Regions from separate parts of the Homo sapiens genome. Here region 1 is linked to region 2. Evidence: chromatin contacts called from ENCODE Hi-C or POLR2A ChIA-PET data. All regions are on one chromosome and are shown on one strand. Each heading gives the region's core, a stretch centred on a gene start or an enhancer-like site at or near the end of the contact. The rest is flanking DNA. Distances are from core to core; before and after follow the strand shown.

Region 1 (6,056 bases), core at 110-2,609, 110 kb after region 2:
ATAGTTTTGGCTTATGCAATAGGGCAGAGGGTGGGACCACTGGCTGTGTAGGCCACACAGGAAGAGGAACAGGTTTGTGGGCAAGAAGATAATTTCATTTGGGACATGTCAGTTTGGTGGTGCCTGTGGAACATCTGAGAAGCAGTTGGATAAGCAGGTCTGAGACTCAGGAAAACATATAGGCAGCAGTTAAAGTCAACCCGATGGATAAGATGGCCCAGGAAGAGTATAAAGAATAAGAAGATAGGACAGGACCTTGTAGAGTGCTAAGTAAGGGTGTGCAGAGAAAAGAAATCTGCAAGGGGCCTGAGAAAGAACAGCTGGAGAGGTAGGAGGAAAGCCAGGAGAGTGTAGTTCATGTAAGCGGACACTAAAGCTTATCAGTGTTGGACCAGCACTGGGAAGGAATCAGATGGAACAAGTGGGAGGTCAGATGAAACCAGGGTCAGGATTGGCAATTCTGAGGAGTTTGGAGTTGCTCTGTTCTAGCTGGAGAGAGAAGCACCTGTGGGAAGCTGATGGTTGGTATTTTCTGCCAGGCATAAGAGGGCAGCCAGAGGCCAGGTGAGCAAACCTGTTTAGCACTCTGGCTCAGCCCAGAATGGGCAGCTGTTTCCAGGAAGGGGTTCTAGGTCGTCTCACTGTGCTGTAATTAAGAGACTCAGCCCCTGCCCCAACTTGCTCCACGGGACTGACCAGCTGTGTTTGCTCTTCTCTAGCAGGGAAGGGGGATCATCTGTCACCTACTCTGTTTTCTGAACATTCATCCCACTCCCTGCCTTTCTTACAAAGTTCCTTCTGCCAATTAACCGGGTGTGGTGGCGGGCGCCTGTATTCCCAGCTACTTGGGAGGCTGAGGCAGAAGAATCGCTTGAAACCGGAAGGCAGAGGTTGCAGTGAGCAGACATTGCGACACTGCACTCCAGCCTGGGCGAAAGAGCGAAACTACATCTCAAACAAACAAAACGAAGTTCCCTTCTGCCGAAAACAAATATCCAAAGCGTTCTGGGCACTGTGCTAAGTACTTCATGGTCATCAAGAGACACTATTCTCCCCATCTCACAAATGAGGAAACTGAGGCTTAAAGAGATGAAATGACTTGCCCAAGGTCACAGTCAGTATGTGGTAGAACCAGGATCCAAGTCTAGCTGAATCCAAATTCTAAGTTCTAACTCCCCAGAAACCACGACTGCTCCCTCGCTGGGTTCCCACAGTGCTTTATCTGCCTCTATGCCCGTTTCATCTCGCTAGCAGCTCCTGGAGAAAGGGGCTTTTAATTCGTCTTGTCAAGCTGTCATCATGGTGTGCTGCCGCAGAGGACCACTAGGTGCCGCCAGAGCACCAGCCAGCCTGATTTACTGCTCACCTGGAGTCGGTCTAAAGGAGCAACTGGTGGGGAAGGGAGCTGGGCCTTTTCTTCCTGCCCTGCAGCCCACCTCTCCTTCCTATCGGAGGTGGGAAGAAACGACTGGAAGATTGGAAGGTTAGAAATTAGAGATTTGGCCGGGCGTCGTGGCTCACGCCGGTAATCCCAACACTTTGGGAGGCAGAGGCAGGTGGATCACATGAGGCCTGGAGTTCGAGATCAGCCTGGCCAACAGGGTGAAACCCCGTCTCTACTAAAAATACAAAAATTAGCCGGGCGTGGTGGTGCACATCTATAATCCCAGCTGCTCAGGAGGCTGAGGCAGGAGCTGAGGTTTGAACCCACGAGGCAGAGGTTGCACTGAGTCGAGATGGCGCCACTGCACCCCAGCCTGGGCAACAGTCAGAGCTGGTCTCAAAAAATAAATAAATAAATAAATAAATTTAGAGATCTGAGGAGTGTAAACTGGAGCAGCCCAGGGCTCAAGTCAAACAGAAGATCCTAAGAGTTCTCTAAGAAAGCTAGAACCAGCAAAATAAAATATTGCGGCAAACATCTCCAGGCTGGGTCTCAGCCCCACTCCTCTGTCCTCCCTTTTTGTGCAGATCCTAAAATGCACAACCCTATGCTGTGGCTGTAGTGGAAAGTGGGGAAAATGTATGTTACTGAGACCTATCCAGAGCTAGAAACTGTGGGAAAACAGGTGTGTGTCCTTGGGGAAATCACTTCACACCTCTAAGCTTCAGTCTTCTTGTAAATAAAATGAGGATAGGCCCAGCACAGTGGCTCACGCCTGTAATCCCAGCACTTTGGGAGGCCAAGGTGGGAGGATCGCTTGAGCCCAGGAGTTCAAGACCAGCCTGGACAACATAGTGAGACCTCTTCTCTATTAAAAATAAATAAATAAATAAAATGAGGATAATCAAGGGACCTACCTCGTTGAGCGGTTGTGAGGAGTTAAAGACAAAATGCATGTACCACACTGATACAATATCTGTCATATAGCAAGTGCTTAATAAATATTGTTATAAACACAATAATTATGATAATATAAATATTTAAATGATAAGCATTATTGTTGTATTTGTCAGGATTCTCCAGAGAAACAGAACCAATAGGATATATATAGATAACGTAAGAGGAAATTTATTACGGGCGTTGGCTCATGCGATTACAAAGGCCAAGAAGTCCAATGATAAACTGTCTGCAAGCTGAGAACCAGGAAAGCCGGTAGCGTAATTTAGTCCCCAGTGGAAGGCCTGAGAGTGGGGTTGGGGAGGGAAACCGGTTCAAGAACCAGGAGCTCCGATGTCCAAGGGGAGGAGAAAATAGATGTCCCAGCTCAAGGACAGAGAGAATTCACCCTTCCTCTGCCTTTTTATTCAAGCCCTCAATGGACTGGATGCTGCCCACTCACATAGATGAAGGTGGATCTTCTTTGCTCTCAGTCTACTGATTCAAACGTTAACTCTTCCAGAAACACCCTCAAAGGCACACCCAGAAATAATGTTCTACCAGCTAATATCCCTTAGTCCAGTCAAGATGACACGTAAAATCAGTACACAAAATTAACAGTCACTGCTGGGCGTGGTGGCTCACGCCTGTAATCCCAAAACTTTGGGAGGCTGAGGCGGGAGGATCACCTGAGTTCAGGAGTTCGAGACCAGCCTGGCCAACATGGTGAAACCCTGTCTCTATGAAAAATACAAAAAAATTAGCCAGGCATGGTGGCGGGTGCCTGTAATTCCAGCTACTCTGGAGGCTGTGGCAGGAGAATTGCTTGAACCCAGGAGGCAGAGGTTGCAGTGAGCCGAGATCACACCACTGCACTCCAGCCTGGGCAACAGAGTGAGACTCCATCTCAAAAAACATTATAAGCAAATCAAAGAAAATTGAGGACTACCAGATTATAATTTCTGACCCATTATCTTTCACCCAACTTGGTCTTGAACAACTAGTAGCTATTTCTCAAATCCAATCCACCTTCAAGGTTTAACAAACAAATAAAAATATGTTCACACACCTTCAAAATAATCTGATAGAAGTTCTGAAGATAGGCTGGGTGAGGTTCACACTTGTAATCCCAGCACTTTGGGAGGCCGAGGCAGGCAGATCACGAGGTCAGAGGATCCAGATCATCCTGGCTAACAGGATGAAACTCCATCACTACTAAAAATACAAAAAATTAGCTGGGCTTGGTGGCACACAGCTGTAGTCCCAGATACTCGGGAGGCTGAGGCAGGAGAATCGCTTGAACCCGGGAGGCAGAGGTTGCAGTGAGCCGAGATCGTGCCATTGCACTCCAGCCTGGGCAACAAAAGCAAGACACCGTCTCAAAAAAAAAAAATTAATGATCACCATTAATAATAAGTGGTAGTTCTCGGCCGGGCGCAGTGGCTCACGCTTCTAATCCCAACACTTTGGGAGGCCGAGGCGGGTGGATCACCTGAGATCAGGAGTTCAAGACCAGCCTGGCCAACATGGTGAAACCCCATCTCTACTAAAAATACAAAAATTATCCAGGCGTAGTGGTGCAGGCCTGTAGTCCCAGCTACTTGGGAAGCTAAGGCAGAGAATCGCTTGAACCCAGGAGACCGAGGTTGCAGTGAGCTGAGATCGTGCCATTGCCCTCCAGCCTGGGCAACAGAGTGAGATTTGGTTCCAAATAATGAAAATAATAATAATAATAATAATAATAATAATAATAATAATAAATGGTAGTTCTTAGCTGCTGCCTTCATGATGACATCATTTAATTATCTTCTCACACTACAGGCCTGACACATAACGTCCTCAACAAATATTTGTAGGATAAAAAAATAAAAATAGTTTTCACTCATGTTCTCTGTGTTAATCCAGCTTGTTGATCCTGGAGAGACTTTCTGGATGTGGTGTCTTTAAGGATCAACAGGAGTTTGCTGAGGATAATTGCACCTTCTATATTAAACAGAACAGTGCCTAGATAACAGAGAAAGTGTTCGGTAAATACTTTGGAAAGAAGAAAGGGAAAGAGGAAGAAAGGAAAGGGAAAAGAGAGAAAAGAAGGAAGAGGAAGAAGAGAGGAGTGAAAGAAAAGCTCAAGAAGGGCCTGATACACTGTCTCACGCCTGTAATCCTCACATTTTGGGAGGCCAAGGCAGGAGAATCACATGAACCCAGGAGTTCAAGACCAGCCTGAGAAACATAGTGGGGCCTTATCTCTTAAAAAAAAAAAAAAAAAAAAAAGACACAAAACAACAACAAAAACCTTAAGATTTTTTCCTTTAAAACTTAGCCTTCACTTGAAACTCATCAAGGAGGTTTTAAATTTGAGCTAAGGATCTCTGAGACAGGCTGCAAATAGGATCTCTAGCAAGACGTGGTTTTGTTTGTTTGTTTTTTGAGACGGAGTTTCGCTCTTGTTGCTCAGGCTGGAGTACAATGGCGCAATCTCATCTCACCGCAACCTCCCAGGTTCAAGCGATTCTCTGCCTCGGCCTCCTGAATAGCTAGGATTACAGGTGTGCACTATCACGCCCAGCTAATTTATGTAATTTTAGTAGAGACGGGGGTTTCACCATGTTGGCCAGGCTGGTCTTGAACTCCTGACCTCAGGTATCCACCCAACTCAGCCTTCCAAAGTGCTGGGATTACAGGCGTGAGCCACCGCGCCTGGCCCAAAATGTTTCTTAGAGAGCTGATATCACTACACTTTAGGTCCCGATAGTCCCACAAGTTTCCTCTAATGTAGCTGTCAGCACACTTCTGTCTTATCTGAACCCCTACCCTAAGTGTGAGCTCTGTGAAGCTAGGGGCTGTATCTATTTTGACCAATGTTGTACATATTTAGTACAAAGAAGGTGCTCACTAAATTTTGTTAGTTCTTAAACTGGGCTGAGTTCTAGTTCTGGTAATGGCAGAGTAGATTGTATCTGACTAACTCCCTCATAGATAACAACTATAAATTCTGCTAAAAATATTTGGCAATGATAAAAAATAAAAACTGAATTAAGGCACTGTAAAGTGACGAAAACCAGGCATAAGCTGGAAGGAGATTCCGTGTTTCAAATAAGGGAACCACACTGGGTATGATCCACATTTATATGGATTTTCCACCAGGGAAAATTCTTCAGTTTCCACAGCGCAGAAAGCTAGAATTCGAGCAGAAATTCAGAACTTAATTTGTCAATTAAATCAGAAGATAGAGTTCAGGCTGTTACAGTGACTGAAAATTGAGGGAGAAACCCCAGAAACAAAAGATCCAGAGAAAATAACCAAAAATCTGCACATAAACTTCCTCAAATCCTGAGCTAAGCCTTGAATCGCACATGCACAAATAAGACTCCAAGTCACTCAGCGGGGAAACCAATAGCTGGAAGGATGAAATTAATGAGCAAAGATTTTAGCTGCTGCTCACTGCAAGGAAGACAATTTGAAGTTGAAATTCTGCCACATTATCAGGGCTTGGTAAAAGACAGTCCATCAAAACCCCAAAAGGACTATACCTAAGGAGAAAACCCTGTATCCTGAGTTAAGAGATATAGCCTATGACCAGGAGCAAAATAAAAACTAGACTTAGACCGGGCGCAGTGGCTCACTCCTATAATCCTAGCACTTTCGGAGGCCAAGGCGGGTGGTTCACCTGAGGTCTGGAGTTCGAGACCAGCCTGGCCAACATGGTGAAACCCCATCTCTACTAAAAATACAAAAT
Region 2 (7,074 bases), core at 1,440-3,939:
AGATAGTAAAACACCGTCTCTACTAAAAATACAAAAATTAGCTGGGCGTGGTGGCAGGCGCCTGTAATCCCAGCTACTTGGGAGGCTGAGGCAGGAGAATCACTTGAACCCGGGAGGCAGAGGTTGCAATAAGCCAAGATCGAGCCATTGAACTCCGGCTTGGGTGACAGGAAAAAAAAAAAAAAAAAACCACTAGGAATTAAGGCACATGAATAACTGTCTTTGTATTTTATTCCAACTTTTTATCATGAATATTGAACATCTATACATCCACATCTAGATTCAACAATTGTTAATATTTACCATATTTGCTTTACCTATCTACATTTTTTCTGAAGCACTTCAAAGTCGTCTGCATCATAATACTTTATCCCTAAATATTTCAAATAAGGATCTTCTCTTGTACAACCACAGTACTATTTATTAAATCTATGAAAATTAACAATAATTCCATAGTATCATCTAAATATTCAGTCCATATTCAGATTTCCTCAACTGTTTCCTCAACTTTTATTCTGGATTTTTTCCAAACCAGGAGTTAATCAAGGCTCACACATTCAAAGTGGTTGTTACCTCTAGTCTCTTTTACTCTAGAATAAGTACTTCCCCTTTCTTCATGATGTTGTCTTTTTAAGATACAAGAACAGTCTGACTGTATCCTCAATGTGAGGTTTATCTCATTTCTCCATCCCCTGTATTTTCTGTAAACCAGCAGTTCAGTCTTTAAACTTAATTTAGGATCATGTTCAACATTTTTGGTAGGAATACCTTGTAGGTGGTACCAGGTGCTTTATATTACAGTATCTGCAAAGTATAAAATGCCCGGCTATCCCATTACTGAGACATTTGATTAAAACTGTGACCACCACACCTCACTATTGGAAAATTATGTTCATTCCTTGCCATTTAGTAAGTAATTTGAGGGGATAATACTTTGATATCATGTGAGTATCTGTTCCCCATTAACCTTTCAATTATTTTATTTACGGTAAAAGATTCTATCATTCTTTCTACATTTATTTATTTATTTATTTATTTTTGAGACAAGGTCTTGCTCTGTCACCCAGCCTGGAGTGCAGTGGCGCCATCTCAGCTCACTGAAACCTCCCCTTTCCTAGTTCAAGCGATTCTCGTGCCTCAACCTCCCGAGTAGCTGGGATTACAGGCATGTGCCACCACGCCCAGCTAATTTTTGTATTTTTAGCAGAGATGGGGTTTCATCATGTTGGCCAGGCTGGTCTCAAACTGCTGACCTCAAACTCCTGGTCTCAAGCAATCCGCCCACCTTGGCTTCCCAAATTGCTGGGATTACAGGCATGAGCCACCACACCTGGCCTCTTTCTACCTTCATTATTGGCACGCATTTTCTGTAAAAAGCTTTCCCTCACCAACTGAAGAGGATCTAAAAGGCAAGGTAAATGCACATTCATTCCCATAATAACCTATTTTTCAAAGTAAGGAATCAGTGTATTAATTACCTCCAATGTTTGCAAATGAATTCCCCCCCCCCCACGTCTTTCTCTATTTTAAGTGTCAAGGTGATCATGTGGAATTTTACTTATTCAAGGTGTTACCATCAGTTTGGATACTTAAGCTTTCCCAAATCTGTCGAGTGAGAGACCCTTAAACCTGGCCTCTTTTGACACATATCCATAGTCTTTAAGCTCTTCCTTGCTTTCTAGCACAAGTTACTCCAGGCTCACCTGGTACTTCCCCTGCTGCTTCTCTTTCTGACCTAGCCACCAAGTTCCTGTGTGACCCTGGGCAGGCCTCCCATTTGATTTACATTTCCCCACTGTTAGAATAAGAAAAATCAGGTTAAGTCCATCCTGCCCCACATGGCCATGGGAAAGATGAAAATAAATAATATACATAACCATGACACTGAAATACTGGTCCTAGGCTGAAAAGACCACCACTACTTAGGAAAACCCCAGACTAGGAGCCACAATCAACAACTCCGGAAACCCTCCACCCACTCGTCTCCCTAAGAGATGCTTCCACTCAAGTGACTCATTCCTTCTCACACTAGAGGGGACTGCTTTTCCTCCCTCCCACCCATCAGTTTATTCTTACCTTCTGCTTTAAACATCTTAGTCACATCCTCCCACAGGGCCACCCGCTCCGTGGCCGCCTTTGGATGACGCAACTTCACCCAGGTGCTGGCCTCGGTGGGCAGGGTGATCAGGAGCTGCTGCAGCATGACGGCGTCCGCACTCCTTTCTGAGGACCCTCTGTCTTAGCCCATAGGGCTTGTCCACCTCTGATGAGGAAATTGCTGGAAGCTCTGACAGGAGGCTTCCCAATTGTACCGATCTCCTTAATCGCCGACTCCTACTCCTCAATGTCCTCTCTCAGGAACCCAGGGAACATACAGTATCAAAATCCGAGATCTGGACTTGTGTCTATCATCGGCTCTCAGGGCGTATCTCCCAACTTGAGCTCCATCTGTCTCCTTGGCCAGCAGCTGGAGGCGCCAAGTATTTACTCTCAGCAGCCCCTGCAGATGCTGAGCAGAAGACATTAGAATCAGCAAAGGACTAAGGAGGCTCAGTCATAGGGCAGAACGCTAGAACATATATGGATCACTGTAAAATGTTTCCAAAAGATACACGGAGACGGTGGGCAGACACAGCCCACAAAATTCAAAGCACCGCGCACATGTCAGGAAGCACAAAGAGACGAATACAACCCAATTCTTTGTTTGGGGCAGTAATTATGTGTAAAGTAGCCGGGGATTTGGAATCCCAGCTCTTTCACTAGTCGGCTGTAGCAAACCGCGAAACCGCTAGACCCCGCCTCCTCCTCCCCAAATGAGAGGCTAAGTCCTCCCCACAAAGCAAAACGCCCCCGGCCCTAGCCTCCCAGCCTTTGTCTGAGCACGACTCCGGGGCTGCGGAGAGCACCGCGCGCGACAGGGTGGCCGCGGGCGGAACTCGCGCTTCCCGGCTCGCCCAGCTCCCCAAGCCCGGGACAGCCACCCGCTCACCCTCTCCCCGCTGGGCCGGCACGCCCCCGCCTTCCCACCGCTGCAGCCGGGTTCCGGCACTGCGCGGCCAAGCTCCCACGTAGCGCTGCGGCGGGCAGTCGGGGCCCAGTGCGCCTGCGCAGCGGCTGGCTAGAGCATGGTTCCCAGCGTCCTCCCGGGGAGCCGCTCCGCCAGCGCAGACGCCCCCACCGGTGCGCGCCGGGTTGGCTGCGTTCAGGGGCTCCCAGTATCCGATCCCTGCGAGCATCATCAGCCTGGCTCCTGCGGGAGGAGATGGAGCCTGCGTTCTTGGGCCCCAGACTCTGATGAAGAACAACCATCTTTCCTCCGCTGGGAAAATGCACGTGAACGTTAGGGTGAGCCTTTGAAACCCGTGACAAAAGGGAGCCATCGGCATCACGTTTTTTGGTGAAACGACACTGGTGTAAAATAATCCATAGCACTTTCCCTAAATATTATGTACATGCCAGTTATTTATTCTCAGCAGACAGTTGAATGGATTCCGGTATATTGTTAAAAGAATACCACAACAGTTTTCTCTTCTAGTATTCAATAAAAGTTCTCATGTTTATTGCTTACCTTGTATTTCTGAAATGCCAGAAAATACACAAAAACAAAAAAATTATTGCCTGTAATTTCAGCAAGCAGCGGTAACCTTGCTAACAGTTGGTGTACAACCTTTCCTGCACACACACAACGTATTTCATGCATTGTTATATATTTTCCACAAAAGCGATTATACTGTAATGCTGTTTTATTGCTGAGTTTTCTCCCTCCAACAAAATTTGAGTACATCACTCCAAATACATTTCTACATCAACAGTTTACAAAAACAACAAATGAGGAAATAGAATACAATTATAGTACTTGCTAGCTGTTATGAACCGAATGTTTGGATTCCCCAAAATTTATCTTGAAGCCCTAACCTCCATTGTATTTGGAGAGTATTTAGAGATAAGGCCTTTATGGAAGTAATTAAGGTTAGAATATAGTCCTAGTCAGAAACGAACCCAACTCGACCTTACTTGGGGCTTCTAGTCTCCACACTGAGAAAATAAATTTCCGGTTTTTTGTTTGTTTGTTTGTTTGTTTTTTTGAGATGGAGTCTCGCACTGTCCGCAGGGCTGGACTGCAGTGGCGTGACCTCGGTTCACTGCAACCTTCGCCTCCTGGCTTAAAGCGATTCTCCTGCCTCAGCCTCCCAAGTGGCTAGGATTACAGGCGCCCGCCACGACGCCCAGCTAATTTTTTGTATTTTTAGTACAGACGGGGTTCCACTATGTTGGCCAGGCTGGTCTCAAACTCCTGACCTCGGTGTCTGCCCGCCTCGGCCTCCCAAAGTGCTGGGATTACAGGCATGAGCCACTGCGCCCGGCCAGATATCCGTGGTTTAAGCCACCCAGTCAATGGTATTTTGTTACAGCAGCCCAAGCTGATGAATACACTAGCATATAATAGTTACAGAATATGAGGCTCTGTCCTAAGTGCCTTTCATATTTTAACTTATTTTGTCATCACAGAAACCACTGGAAGTAAGTACTATTATTATTCCCACTTTACAGATAAGAAAACTGAGATTTAGAGAAGTTGAATAACTTGCCAAGATCATGTGGCTTACAAGTGGTGAACACAGGCAGTCTATGTTCCTATCTGCTACTCAACAAAAATACAGCATGAAATACAATAAAATGTTAATGGTAGAATCTAAGTAGTGGTATAGGGATGCCGTAATGTAAAATTCTTTCAATTTTTCTGTATATGTATATGTTTTCATAATAAAATATCAGAAAAATACAGCTAAGAATAAACAAGAATTATGCAGGAAATTATAAATAAAACTCCAAATTTTTTGTTTAAATGGTGAGAATAGTGATACAACACATTCACGAGTTGAAATAGAACATTCTAAGTATGTCACTCTTCCTCCAGTTCACATAAACTGTGATGCATCCCAATCAAAATTTCAACTTTTTCGGCCGGACATGGTGGCTCACACCTGTAATCCCAGCACTTTAGGAGGCCAAGGCGGGTGGATCACCTGAGCTCAGGAGTTCGAGACCAGCGTGGTCAACATGGCGAAACCTCATCTCTACTAAAAATACAAAAATTAGTTGGGTGTGGTGGTGTGTGTCTGTAATCCCAGCTACTCAGGAGGCTGAGGCAAAAGAATCGCTTGAACCCAAGAGGTGGAGGTTGTAGGGAGCCAAGATCATGCCACTGCATTCCAGCCTGGGTGACAGAGCAAGACTCCATCTCAAAAAAAAAAAGAAAATCAACTTTTCTTTTTACTAAACTAAATGATTCTAAAGTTTAGCTAGTATGGCAAGTGTTCCAGAATGGCCAATAATGTTTTCCAACAATAATGAAGGCAGACTTGCCCTACCAGATATTACCTTGTATTATGGAGGCAAAATAATCAAAATAAAACTAGTGCCAAAATATACTCGGAAATCAGTGAGATGAAATTGGAAACTCAGAAACAGACTTGACACTTTATTTAAATTTAGTATATTGTAAAGCTGGCGTTTCAAAGCAGCTGGGTAATGATGGATTATTCAACAAATATCATTAGGACAACTAGTTAGCCATTTGGGGAACAGTATGAGTCTTCACTGGCTGACAACAAAATACCATAGACTGGGTGGCTTAACCAACAGAAATTAATTTTCTTATAGTTCTGGAGGCTGGGAAGTCCAAGATCAAGGGGTGAGCAAGGTAGGTTTCCTTCTGAGGCCTTTTCTCTTGGCTTGTAGGCAGCCACCATCTCCTTGTATGCTCACAAGACCTCTTCTTGTGTGCTTGAGGAGAGTGAGCTCTCTGATGTCTCTTCTTTTAAGAACACTAATCCTAACAGATCAGGGCCCCACCCCTGTGACCTCATTTAAACTTATTACTTCTATAAAGGCCTCATCTCCAAATACAGTCACTTTAGGGGTTAGGGCTTCGACATACTCGTTTGTGGCAGAATACAAACACTCAGCCCATAGCAAGAACAAATCAAGTTGGGTTCCTGCTGTACATGTTACACATCGTATAATTTCAAGAAAGTAAAGTTTTGTTTTCTTTTTCACTTTTTAATTTTTTTAATTACCCCGTATCCTAGTCAAAGTAAACTTTTGTTTTAAAGTAAAAGCACAACTGTTAACGTGTTCACATAAAGGTGATTCTAGCCATAGTTTTGGGATAAGAAACTATTCTATACATAGGTTTGTGATTAAGGCCCTATTATTTGCAAGTAACTAGCTCACCAGAATTGCTTTCTAAGTTAAAATGATTATTATTATTGTTGTTGTTGGAAGGATTCTGGAGTCTTCAGGAATTCGAGGAAGAACTGGTTAGCCTAGTCTGTGAAAGTTTACGAACCAGCGGATTTCTGAGCACCACAAAGCAAATGCCCAGAGAGATGCCCTCTAAACCACCACCCTTAACATGATTCAGCTCTGGCAACTTTCAGTTGTGTTACTCAGTTCAAAATTCCAAATTTTGGCAGGATCATTTGATCATTTGGCTTTGACCAGGGGCCACGGAGTGTCATGGTAGAAAGACTTGGCTTCTGGGCACCCACCCCATGAACAGTTAGCAGTTCCCAACGAAGGGGAAATGTTTCAGACTAAGGAAAAAGATGAATGCTCCTGAATTTATTCAATAACAGAAGTAGAACTTTAATACTAAACCATGATTTTTCAAGTACAAAAAAGAAAAGTATAGATTAATTTATGACTGTAAGTACAAATATTCTAAATAAAATATTGACAAATAGAACTAGTGATTAATTTTTAAAAATATATATGACCAACCAAGTTTTTCCCAGGAATATAAGGGTGTTCCAATACCAGGAAGCACATTAACATAACCTATAACATCAAATTCAAGAGGAAAAACTATATGATCATGTCAATAGTCAGTGAAAAAGACTTTAATAAACTTTAGCAGTCATTTCTGGTACATCATTATCTGCTTAACAAGTAAAGAGCATTTACTGTTAGCCAACTATTGTTCTAATTCATGTACTAAAAACTCTAAGTAAAATAGGAATAGAAGGAGATTACTTGGTATAGACTGAATGTTTCATCCCCACAAAATTC

What was found. A loop is a pair of places that touch in the nucleus more often than their neighbours do. ChIA-PET counts read pairs that join two places held with the same protein, here RNA polymerase II (POLR2A). Pooled maps may share reads with other maps.
Region 1: a pooled map shows a loop between it and region 2 (2.7-fold over the local background). The contact joins the enhancer-like site here to the promoter of ZFP69B in region 2. A Hi-C loop is called at or near these places in 7 of 50 pooled maps. POLR2A ChIA-PET finds 5 or more read pairs at or near these places in 5 of 52 experiments (HEK293T, Panc1, activated B cell and 2 more).

Annotation. Positions count from the first base shown.
Region 1 is chr1:40,334,159-40,340,214 of GRCh38, reverse strand. No RefSeq gene overlaps it. Among named protein-coding and RNA genes, the nearest start is that of COL9A2, 20 kb to the right of the region's middle. Within about 2 kb of position 1,359, at least 6 of the 41 ENCODE cell types and tissues checked have a DNase peak (open chromatin) inside an H3K27ac peak, as active enhancers do.
Region 2 is chr1:40,446,091-40,453,164 of GRCh38, reverse strand. ZFP69B (ZFP69 zinc finger protein B) reads right to left here and starts at 2,689. Exons shown (of 5, transcript NM_023070.3): 1 at 2,077-2,689. The coding sequence starts at 2,203. It overlaps ZFP69B-DT (ZFP69B divergent transcript), which reads left to right and starts at 3,126. Exons shown (of 5, transcript NR_198977.1): 1 at 3,126-3,345. RefSeq lists an enhancer at 1,396-2,595 and a silencer at 2,811-3,070.